3 separate regions of the Homo sapiens genome follow, and regions 1 and 2 are each linked to region 3. Evidence: chromatin contacts called from ENCODE Hi-C data. All regions are on one chromosome and are shown on one strand. The core of a region is the stretch at or near the end of the contact, and the rest is flanking DNA. Distances in the headings are between cores, read along the strand shown. Region 1 holds the start of SLC9A9 (solute carrier family 9 member A9). Region 2 holds the start of PXYLP1 (2-phosphoxylose phosphatase 1). Region 3 holds the start of ATR (ATR checkpoint kinase).

What was found. Hi-C counts contacts between places; a loop is a spot of excess contacts on that map. Pooled maps may share reads with other maps.
Region 1: a map of naive thymus-derived CD4-positive, alpha-beta T cell shows a loop between it and region 3 (6-fold over the local background). The contact joins the promoter of SLC9A9 here to the promoter of ATR in region 3. A Hi-C loop is called at or near these places in 1 of 168 maps with a recorded cell type or tissue (naive thymus-derived CD4-positive, alpha-beta T cell), 2 of 37 single-sample maps with no recorded cell type and 8 of 50 pooled maps.
Region 2: a loop to region 3 is called in a map of CD8-positive, alpha-beta T cell, with 5 times the contacts of the local background. The contact joins the promoter of PXYLP1 here to the promoter of ATR in region 3. A Hi-C loop is called at or near these places in 3 of 168 maps with a recorded cell type or tissue (CD4-positive, alpha-beta memory T cell, CD8-positive, alpha-beta T cell and naive thymus-derived CD4-positive, alpha-beta T cell) and 11 of 50 pooled maps.

The regions. Positions count from the first base shown.
Region 1 is chr3:143,846,733-143,850,306 of GRCh38, reverse strand. It overlaps SLC9A9 (solute carrier family 9 member A9), which reads left to right and starts at 1,839. Exons shown (of 16, transcript NM_173653.4): 1 at 1,839-2,159. The coding sequence starts at 1,985.
Region 2 is chr3:141,229,731-141,233,077 of GRCh38, reverse strand. PXYLP1 (2-phosphoxylose phosphatase 1) reads right to left here and starts at 1,253. Exons shown (of 6, transcript NM_001037172.3): 1 at 1,167-1,253. RefSeq lists a silencer at 1,135-1,514.
Region 3 is chr3:142,576,519-142,580,230 of GRCh38, reverse strand. It overlaps ATR (ATR checkpoint kinase), which reads left to right and starts at 1,498. Exons shown (of 47, transcript NM_001184.4): 1 at 1,498-1,585. The coding sequence starts at 1,527. RefSeq lists enhancers at 1,148-1,247, 1,548-1,707.

The sequences.
Region 1 (3,574 bases), core at 590-3,089, 1.3 Mb before region 3:
TTATTCTACTCAGATGGAATAATTGTGATAAAAGAAAACCAAAGTAATTCAATAATGACAAAAAACAAAAGGACAGGAAGTTTCTGAATTTGTGTTATCTTGTATATCTGACAACTCGACTGAACCTGTGGAGTTGCAAAATCATAAAGGTAGAACCTGCTAGCAAAGCTCCATGAAATGCTTGCAAGCATTAGCTGATAGGTTTCAAAACAGTATGAATATTAGTCATCACAGATATTCCTGCCAAAAAGGGTAGCGTGTCAGAAGAACATCTGCAGCACACATAAATACCCTCTGCTAAGTTAAACTCAGAGAGGAAATAAGCTTCCAAAGTTGCACAAAGCAAAGATGCTGAAACAGCAGAGCTTTGTATTAAGGGGTTGATAGACTTGCTCTCATGGTGAAACTGTTTGTTGAGGAGGTAGTTAGCTCCCAATAATATTACATGCTTGACCTTTAGCTTTTAGTGACAAAAATTGTTTCAGGACGCATTTGGGCTCAGCCTACTCAATAAGAAATCACATTGTATAAATTGAGCATTAATTGTGTCAAAATGGGGATCATAAGTGATTAATACTCCCAAATTACAATGATATGGTAAAATGAAAAAAAAAATCAGCTAACCCCAGGATATACCCAAATGTGTTATAGGATCAAGTGTTAAAAGCAAGCAGGTCATAATATTTGCTAAGAAAAAAGAAAGAAAAGGAAAAAAAAGCTGCAGAACCCATGGTATTATCTTGAACTATTTTAAAGTAGAAAAATATGAAATCAGACAGGAGCAACCTGCCACATGGAAGATGATCTGAAGAATCATCACTCTTATGATCAGAATCCTGTGAATACAGAGCTTTCATTTCTGGTGGCAGAACCATTTCTCAGTGAGCAACATTGTTTTGCCATAGGACAGAGGAGGTTGTGATCTATTGCAGATTTCTGTGGGTCCTGGATGCCGAGACCAGGAACCCTACAAAGAGAAATCCATGCATGTGGCGTTGCTGAGGATGGCTGCGTGAGTTTCTCTTTCGAAGTAATGTGTTTTGTTTTTTTTCTTTTTTGTCTCAACGTATCCAAACAGTACAGTTGTAGAGATGGGGATGGAATTTTATTTGTCTTTTGCTTTCATTGTTTTCTCTTGTTAAAAGAAAAACAATTGATTTAGAGTTTAAAGGCTGCTCTGCAACTATCAATTATATAAAGCCAAATAGAGTCATATACTAAATCCTTTCTTGCTTCTCAACTAAAAAAAAAAAAAAAAAATCCTGTGAAATCACTTTAGGTTTGCTTAACCAATGTACAGTCATGATTTGAGAGCATAAGAAACCCTATAAGAAACCCTATGCCTTAAGTGAATCCCATTGTGAGATACTTGAGCTATGAGGCGGAAGTTTCAGGCTAAGCAGTGTAATATCTTTTCAGGAGGCTAATATGCTGATCCATTTAGAGCACAGAGGCTGATTGATAACTGTGCTATCAATCCCCATCACTTTGGCAGGTCTTGGTTAGAGAGGAAAGATCTTGCATTTAGGTGAAGTTGAGTCAGGAATTGGCTTTTTGAACTTAGAAAACGTTGCTAGTGTAAGGCTACCTTTTTTATTATTAATCTACAGTTCATATTTATGCAGCTTAAGAAGACTTATTTGGAATAATAAGACCGTGATTCAAGATCTTAGCATCATTGCTTGCAGATTTGTCCAGTATGAAAGATATTTTCATGAGATGAATCACTTAAAGACATTAAGAGTCAGTGATGAAACCACACACTCTCGAGTTTGAAAAGAGACAGGGCTGCTTTAAGAGAGAAACAGGAAGTTGTAACTAGAAGCCATCTGAATACTAAGCCAGGGCAGAATGCTTGTGAAGTAGCAACTAAAGTGGCAGTGTTTCTTCTGAAATTCTCAGGCAGTCAGACTGTCTTAGGCAAATCTTGATAAAATAGCCTTTATCCAGGTTTTTATCTAAGGAATCCCAAGAAGACTGGGGAATGGAGAGACAGTCAAGGGTTATGTCAGAAAAGGATGAGTATCAGTTTCAACATCAGGGAGCGGTGGAGCTGCTTGTCTTCAATTTTTTGCTCATCCTTACCATTTTGACAATCTGGTTATTTAAAAATCATCGATTCCGCTTCTTGCATGAAACTGGAGGAGCAATGGTGTATGGTGAGTGCATAAATTGTGAGATTGATGTGAAACTTGTTGCTTGAGCGTAATTAGAGACTTGTGCTCAGATAGCAAAGTACCGAAACTGGAGAAAATGTGCTGATTGAAATGTCATTAGTTTGATGAAAGGTGCTGCAGCGTAACGAATGCTAATCTCTTTACAGACAAGCCGCCGAAATTTGCCATGTCACGAGAGCAAATGTCACAGTCATGTTCTCACACGGCACATAATGCAAGTCTGTTGACAGATGCGGGTCCATTGTCATGTGGGGAGTCGAGGGCGAGCTGTTTGTTTTTGTAATGATGTTGGGAAGTGATGGCTCTGCAGTCACAAAGAGCAGCCTTCTCTCACTGGCTGCACCGATGAACATTACGAAGTTCTAGAAAAAACATCACTTCAAAATGCCTGGAGTAATTCCTCTTATATCAACTAATTTCAAGAAGAAAACTTGCAGAAACTAACCCCACCCCTCTTAAGAGAATATTGTGTCCAAGTCCTTTTTATTTATACGAACAGTGTCTTATTTTCTTATAATAAAAAGTTATAAATAAACGAGAGTTTCTTTATGCAGTACTTTTTACTTCTTAGCCTGATTTCAGATGTTCTAATTTATAATGATCATTGCTAGTGTTATTTGTTATGTATCTCCTATTTATGTATTGGAGGCCAAGGTGTGGAAAAATATTTAACACCTGCAGTATTGCTCTTTCTGGGCAACTTACCGTATCATTCCTTTCAGAAAGTTTAATAAAGTCTGACAGAGATTATCTGTCTGTACTCTCATCTTTTAAAGTAAAATGAAAGACACCAGTTTTTACTGGTGTTACTGATGAAATAGTTTACTTCACTGCTCTTATCTCAGCCTGATAATGGATAGGAAGTTTGAACACAATGGCAACAGGCAAGGCATTGCTATAATTTATAGCAAATAACATACTTTTATATTTGGGGTTTCCTCATTTTGGAAATCCTGAAACCCTTTCCTAAGCCTGAGATTCAGGGTACAGATCAATGCACATTGTATATGCTAATCCTGTGGTGTCCTGATATTAACAGTGTATAGTTGTGATTTCAGAACCTAAGGAATCCTAAGCCTTAAGTGGATCCCACTGTGAGATACTTGAGCTATAAGGCGGAAGTTTCAGGCTCAGGAGGCTGATATGCTGATCCATTCAGAGCACAGAGTTAAATTCCTTGGTACTGAGGGTCTTTTAAAAATTTTTTGCTTGGGAGTGGGGAGGGACAGCATTAGGAGATATACCTGATGTTAAATGACGAGTTAATGGGTGCAGCACACCAACATGGCACATGTATACATATGTAACTAACCTGCACGTTGTGCACATGTACCCTAAAACTTAAAGTATAATTAAAAAAAGAAAAAAAACATAACCCAAATGCAAAAAAAAAAAAA
Region 2 (3,347 bases), core at 4-2,503, 1.3 Mb after region 3:
TTTGAAAGGGTGGGCTCCGCACTGCCAGCTTCACACCCACGGGCCTTCTGCAAATATCAACAAACGGCTCCATTTGTGGAGCACTCTCCGATCCCCCATCCACCCCCCTACACTTCCCCATTCACAGCTCGATCTGATTCCCCATCTCTCCTGATTTTACTTGTTGAATGCTTACAAAGGATCCTTGCCTTTCCACAAAGACACTGGCTAGCCAGGCGGTGATAACCTCACTCACTACAGAGCCCCCTCGCAATCGCTGAACTCACAGCCGAAGCGGGAAAATATGGCTCCACGTCCTGCACCGTGAATCCTTTACCATCCACAGGTACAATTTAAAAGGCAGCTGCGGCTGCAAAGCAGGCAACCTACCCTAAGCAAATCCATTCTCTCTCTCTCTGTGTGTGTGTGTGTGACAAACCCAGCTTATTTAAAAGATCAGGACATAGGCAAGTTCACCAGCAAAAGCAACGTCGTGGGTCTACACCACACGGTCCTAACCTGCGCATCCAGGAATGTTAACCTGCGCTCGGGCGGCCCCGTGGCCAGGCCCGGGACTCCCGGAGGCGTCAGGCTGCAGGTGGCTGCCAAGAGGAGCCAGCCCCGTCTCCGGGAAAGGCCGCGAAGTTGCGGCCGCCTCCTTACCTGGAGACTAGCCGGCTCAGGACCGCCCGGGAAGGGGGATCCCGGGAGCTTGAATCTCGGCTGGAATCCAGCGGCGGGAGTGCGGGGGCCGTGCGGGAGAGGGCTGGAAGGGCGGGGGCGAGGTGGAGGCGGGCTCCGCGGGAGAGTGCGGGGCTGCGGGGGGCGAGGGCTTGGAGACAGAGCCGGGGGTTCGCAGCGGGCGTGAGACGGCGCCAGCTCTGGGAGAAGGGGGCTATGGGGCGGGCGCCGGGGCTGGGACACCGGGCGCACGGGGGGAGTGGCAGGAAAGAGGGCGCAAGTCCTAGGCTCAGGGGCGAGCGCGGGGATAAAGGAGGAGGCTTAGTCGCGGGATTCGGACCCGACGCTTCGAAGCGCCCCCAGCCTTCCCGCCCCTCTCCCACTGGCGAGTTAGGGGGACCCCCTCAGTCTCCCAACCTCGGACCCTGGACGCCCACCCGCCTAGAACCTCTGCGCTGCTCGGCCCCAACGGCAACCGCCCCGGCCCAGGCCCGCGCCGCACTCACCGCCCATGGTCCCAGGCCGGCCCCAGCTCCGTCGCTGCGCGCCCGGCTCGGCGCTCGCCGCCAGCTCCTCCCGGCGCGAGGGGAGGCGAGGGCGGCGCGCACCCGCCACCGGGGAGCTCGCGGGGCCCGGCAGCGCCCCCTGCCGACCCCGCCGCGCCCCGTCTCAGTTCGGCCGGCCCTGCACCAGGAGCCCTGGAGCTCCGCCCCGGAGGCGGTGTTGCGGTGCGGCTGGGCGGGGGCGACCGCGCGGGGTTGCTGAGAGGACACTGCCTCTGGGAGGCCCAGCACAGCCCGGAGAGACTGGTCAGTCTGCAGAGCCCTCGGCGTGCAAAGCCACGGGCACGGACAAGCCGAGCGCGCAGGGACCACGACCACAGACGCGCAGGGCTCTCGCGTGCCTCACAACTCCTGACCTGCGATCAGGGACTGCGCGGAGGCGCGCCAAGGCCCAGGAACACAGCCCTGGCCGGCCCGGGCCCTAGTGTGGGTGCTTTGGGGCCATGTGCCTGCCCTGGCGCCGCTGATGCTATCGCCGGGTGGGCGCGCGCGTCTGGGGTGCGCCTGCTGCCACGTAGACCCAAACTGTCACCCCCCACCCCCCACCCCTTTCGGCCTATCCCACACTCCTCTTCCGGCTCAGAACACATCCGGCCTTGTGTTGCTCTAGTCCTCGCTGCTGCTCCGTCTCCAACGGTCTGCAGAGACCCGGGGAGGTCGTGGCCCCGCGCAGTCGCCCTTCCCACCTGCTCCCGGCCCGCGGCTTCCTTGGAGCCGCTGCTGAAGATCCTCAGAGCACTTGAGGGCTGCCTGTAACGCCCCGTTAGACATCTGATAGGCGAACGGTTGTATTTGGTTTGATCAGTATTTGTGGGTCATTTATTGCAAATGTTAGGTTCCAGCTGGTGGAGATTTCCACCAGATTTCTCTGTGGGAGATGAAACGACCAACAGCGATTATCAGAGAGGTCTTTGCTGTCAGCTCGAGGTCTACAGCAACCCTGTGTGTCCTAGCACAACTAGCCTCAGGCAAAATAGATACGGATTCGAATTTGCTACTATATACCTTTGAGGTGCACCTTTGGGAGGATCTCATCCCTTGACTTCTGCTTTCTCTCCTTGATTGATGGCTCTCAAATCCACACACTTGGCTCAGATATGTTAGCCATATTTCCCCCTACCCTCCGGTTTTTTTCTTAGAACTTTCCTCCTCAAGTTACCACGTCTGGCACTAAATTTTACCTCTTCCAAGCTCCCAACTCCATTTATCCCCGTGGTCTCGCCATTCTCTCAGCCACCTGTCATGCCTTCTTCATCAGGTGCCTTAATGGCTCGTCAGTACCGGACTTTGCTGCCTGTCCGCCTCTGGTATTCCCCCGATGCAGCGCTATCCCGGGCCTTTTTTCTGCCCTGAATACTGACAGCCTCTCCCAATCCATGAGCACAAAATCTTTTCACTGTCCCCTTTGGCATCACCCCCAACTCTCCCACCTGGCCCCCACAGAAGCCCACCGCAGCCCGCCCAACAATGTCTCCTCTGCCCCTTCTGATTGTCCTCTCACGGATTGCAGGCTCTACTGCTTAGCTCACACTGTCACCCTCTTCTCTACATGGGTTAGTCAAGGTGCTTTCTGCTGTAAAAGACAACCCAATTCACACTAACTTAAATCACAAAGGGTTGATCCGCTGTGTACATGAAGAGCCTGTCTGCTTCAGGCCTGGCTTTAGTCCCAGGGTCTCAGGGACTCCCCGTCTCAGTTTTGCTGTCTTCCACATGAACTACGCTTTCATGCGCACATGAGACCCTGGCAGATCCAGGCTCACAGCCTCACAGCTCTAGTTCTAGCAGAAAATCAGCTTCTCTGCCAGCCATTGCAACTAGCCTTGGACCTGGCTTTGTTTGCAGGATTGGGCCACATGTCCATGCTGTGCTCTCAGCCTCTGTGACTCCATGGCAGGTGGGTTCACTCGTGGACACACTATCACCCTCAGCAGGGAGCATGTAGGCACTCTTGGATCCCTTCTCTGTCACAAGGGGACTAAAGGTAACTCAGGGCACCATCTCTAGCCATTTCTCTGCAAAATTTGCCACACCAGCGCTTTGCTTGACAGCGCAGGGCATACTGTGGGGGCAGAGTCTCAGCCTGGAGATAGGACACAGGCCCTTTCTGCTTTCAGCTTCCTC
Region 3 (3,712 bases), core at 249-2,748:
TGTGCCAGGCACAGTTTTAGGTCCTGGGTATCTGAGAGTGAACAAAATAGACAAGACCTTGCTCTCCAAGAGCTTACACTCTAACTGGAGAGAGACAATAATATAGTATGTCCGGGTGTGGTGGCTCTCACCTCTAATTCTAGTACTTTGGAAGGCTGAGGTGGGAGGAGCGTGTGAGGCCAAGAGTTTGAGACCAGCCTGGGCAACATAGCAAGACCTTGTCTCTACAAAAAATAATTAGCCAGGCGTGGTGGCATGTCTGTAGTCCCAGCTACTCAGGAGGCTGAGGCAGGAGGATCAATTGAGCCCAGGCTGAGGTGAGAGGATCGCTTGAGCCTGGGAGATTGAGGCTGCAGTGAGCTATGATTGCAACATTCATTGCACTAGAACCTGAACAACAGAGTAAGACAATGTATCTAACAAAAAAAAGAGGGTGAGACAGAATGTGTATATATGTTAGTCTATATGAGGCTCTTTGGTGTTAATTTGGCAAACACCTGAAGGAAAAAGGGCAATGACAGAGTGGTGTTCAAGGCAGAGAGTACAGCAAATGCAAAGTTCTTGAGGCAAGAGCATATTTGGCTGTCATTCCATCACTTTTTTCTTTAAGATACTGTATCGGTTAACTATCCTCATGTACCAAAGAACAAATGTAAACATACTGCATGACTTTGAGTGATTAACTACATAACTTTGACATGTCAACAATCTCTTATGGTGGTCATCTTTCCAATAAATTGAGTTGAGCTAGAAAATGTGTATTGCCAAAATCCATTGATTTACTTTAAAAATTAAATCACAGGTTGCGGATGCCCGTAATGGTGGCATTTCCACACACAGTACTGTTGCTGATTTGATGAGACACAAATATATTCCAACCCCATTTTCAAATATTAAAAGTTGGTAGGGTCCTCAACGAAACCTAACAGTGACTTCAAGTTGAAAAAAAATGCTTAAAAGGAAAAAAACAGGGAGAGCCCACCTTTTGGCCTGTATCTCTCAGAAAGAGGGACAAGAGCGGTGGGAACGTGAGGAACTTTTAAAATGTGAGAGCGTTACTCTGGGGAAACCTGGAGTTTACTCTTGGCCTTTACTCGCTGGACTGTCATAGTTCTCACATTTGTGAAGCGAGTCTGGGCTGGCGGCCCTCAAGCCCTATCCTCCCCCGATGCGGAAGTCTTGCTTCTCTGTGCCTCCCAGGCTTGAGAACAGCAGAGTCTGGCCGCTCAAAACGAAAGCTTCACGAACGTCGCTCGCTCGGTGCTGAGAAAGAAGCCTGACGCGACCCGGGAAACTTGACCGACGCACGCCCGCCCGCTTGCCCCGCCCCCTAACGGCTTCCCGGCTTCCCCCGGGTCCTATGCAGAAAAGACGCTGGGCCTGGCAAGCGGGGCCAGTAGCGGCTTCCGGGAGGAGTTTTGGCCTCCACACGGCTCCGTCGGGCGCCGCGCTCTTCCGGCAGCGGTAGCTTTGGAGACGCCGGGAACCCGCGTTGGCGTGGTTGACTAGTGCCTCGCAGCCTCAGCATGGGGGAACATGGCCTGGAGCTGGCTTCCATGATCCCCGCCCTGCGGGAGCTGGGCAGGTAGGGCTAGGCCCAGCCTGGGTCCTGCATCCTCCTCCGCTGATTCCGGCTTGGGTTTCACGTGCTCTCCCCTCCCCTGCTGCGCTATGGCTGGGATCCCCTAAGCCCCCGCTGCGGCCCTTGTGGAGATGCTCCGTGGCTGATTTGGGCGCTTCTCCCTCAGAGTGCCCGTTGATAGCACATGGGGCAGTCGCCACAAACCTGCGGGAAGCCGGTCCGTGGGGGAGAGAGGCGTCTGCCGGCCCTGGTTTACCACTCACCCCGATCGAGAGTTTGCTTCCTGCAGCTGGAGGAAGAGTCCCTGCTGATCGCTTTCTGGTCACTTTTCTACACTCATTTTCTTCTCGAAAATCTTTTTCCTTAGACGAGGGACTTGACCCATCAGTTTCTGTTCTTTGTGATCACTCGTGGAGGAATTGGTTTTTAGCCTTACATTTTGTCCCCAAACTGCCCTTGAAAGAAAATCACCGCTTCTCATTTTCTGCAAGTGACATCACTTGCTGGAAAAGGCAGTTTTTTTCTTTGAAGTGAAGTCATAGTACATACTGAAGATGTGACCTCCCTCGTATTGATCGTCCAGTTCCCGATCCGTTATTTTAGTCAGAAATTGGAGAGATAGACCCCTGGGTCCACAAAATCTCAGCGTGCACAGAGTGTTGCCAAAATTTGGAGACAATTTAATATTTCATTTGCAAATGCATGTTGTCTGTAAACCTCATGAAAACCAGTATCTTACCACAAGGAGGGAGAGGTGTTGATGGCTCTCACACCTCTTCAATACACAGGCAGGCTTCCCTGAACCAGGCCTAAAGACTCGGTAGAGCTTGTTTTGCTTTGTTTGTTTTAATTCTACACTACTGCGAACAAGAAATAAATAAGCTTGTGCTGCTACCGCAGTTAAATTATCATTTGGAATAACTGCTTCCCAATTTCTTAAACTGTTTGAAAACTTTCCACACAAAGTCAAAGCTGACATTAAGCCAATGGGATAGCTACTTCTCTTTCTTTTTGCAGCGCAGTTGTGTTCATTTCCACTGGTTGGCCATCCAAATAATCTAGTCTCAATATATGAATAAAAGGATAAATGAAGGGACCATTCTTGTCGTAACTGCATCACTATTTTTGAGTGTGTGAATTTTTTCCACTTATCTGTGGCAAGTATACTTTGTGTTTAGTTTATAAAATAACCTCTACCTCTCTAAAAGAAGAGGAAGAAAAGTGATCATTGTAGGAAGTTGGTTTACAAATTTCATCTTTCAGGCTCATTGTGAAGCTGAGTATATTTTTGCCACTTTGCTTTAAAGTAGAATTAACTGGTTAATACTTCTCTTCCCTCTTCTGTCTTCCTCCGTGAGTCCTGTTAATAAAAATAATTGGTTCTTGGATTATATATAGTCGGTTTCATCAGTAGAGTTTATGTTACCTTTCATTTATTTGTAGCTATTCCAAGAGAAAGAATAGAAAAACTGACCCACAGAGAGTTGTCTAATAGTTTTTAATTGTCATGGCTTTTTCATTACAACTACTTGAATCAAAAAAGCTAATCAATTTTCATAGTATATCCATGACATAGAATGAAACAAGTGTTACCACTGTTTAAGAAAAAGGGACAGAGAAGTTGAAGAACCAAAGGCACAGCTAGCAGATAACAGAGCTAGGTTTCAGATTCAAGCTTTCAAGGCCTTTTCTTCCAAAATGTTTCCTCTTAATTGACTATGGCAATTAGACTACTGAAAAAAAAAGATATTAGTGTTCTAATTTATGGGCTGCTCTTCCTCAGTCCCTCAGATAAATTTTGTCCTATTGTTTTTTTGCTATTAGCAGTCTGCTCTGCATAATCTTGCTAAATGACCTTTCCACTCTCCTGCCTTCAACTATAATCTGCTATTTGATGACTACTAATATGTTTCTCCAAATCATGTCTTCTATAGAATTGTATATTTACTGTATACTGGTAGTTTCACTGAGTGTCCTATGTGTAGTTAAGGTTCAGAATATCCAATACAAATTCCCCACATGTCCTAGCTTTCACAAGCTTTCTTTTTTTAAATTAAAAAAATTATTTTTCTCTTATTCATTGAAGTAGAGATATCTCAGTACATGGCACCATATTCACTTAGTTCTCCA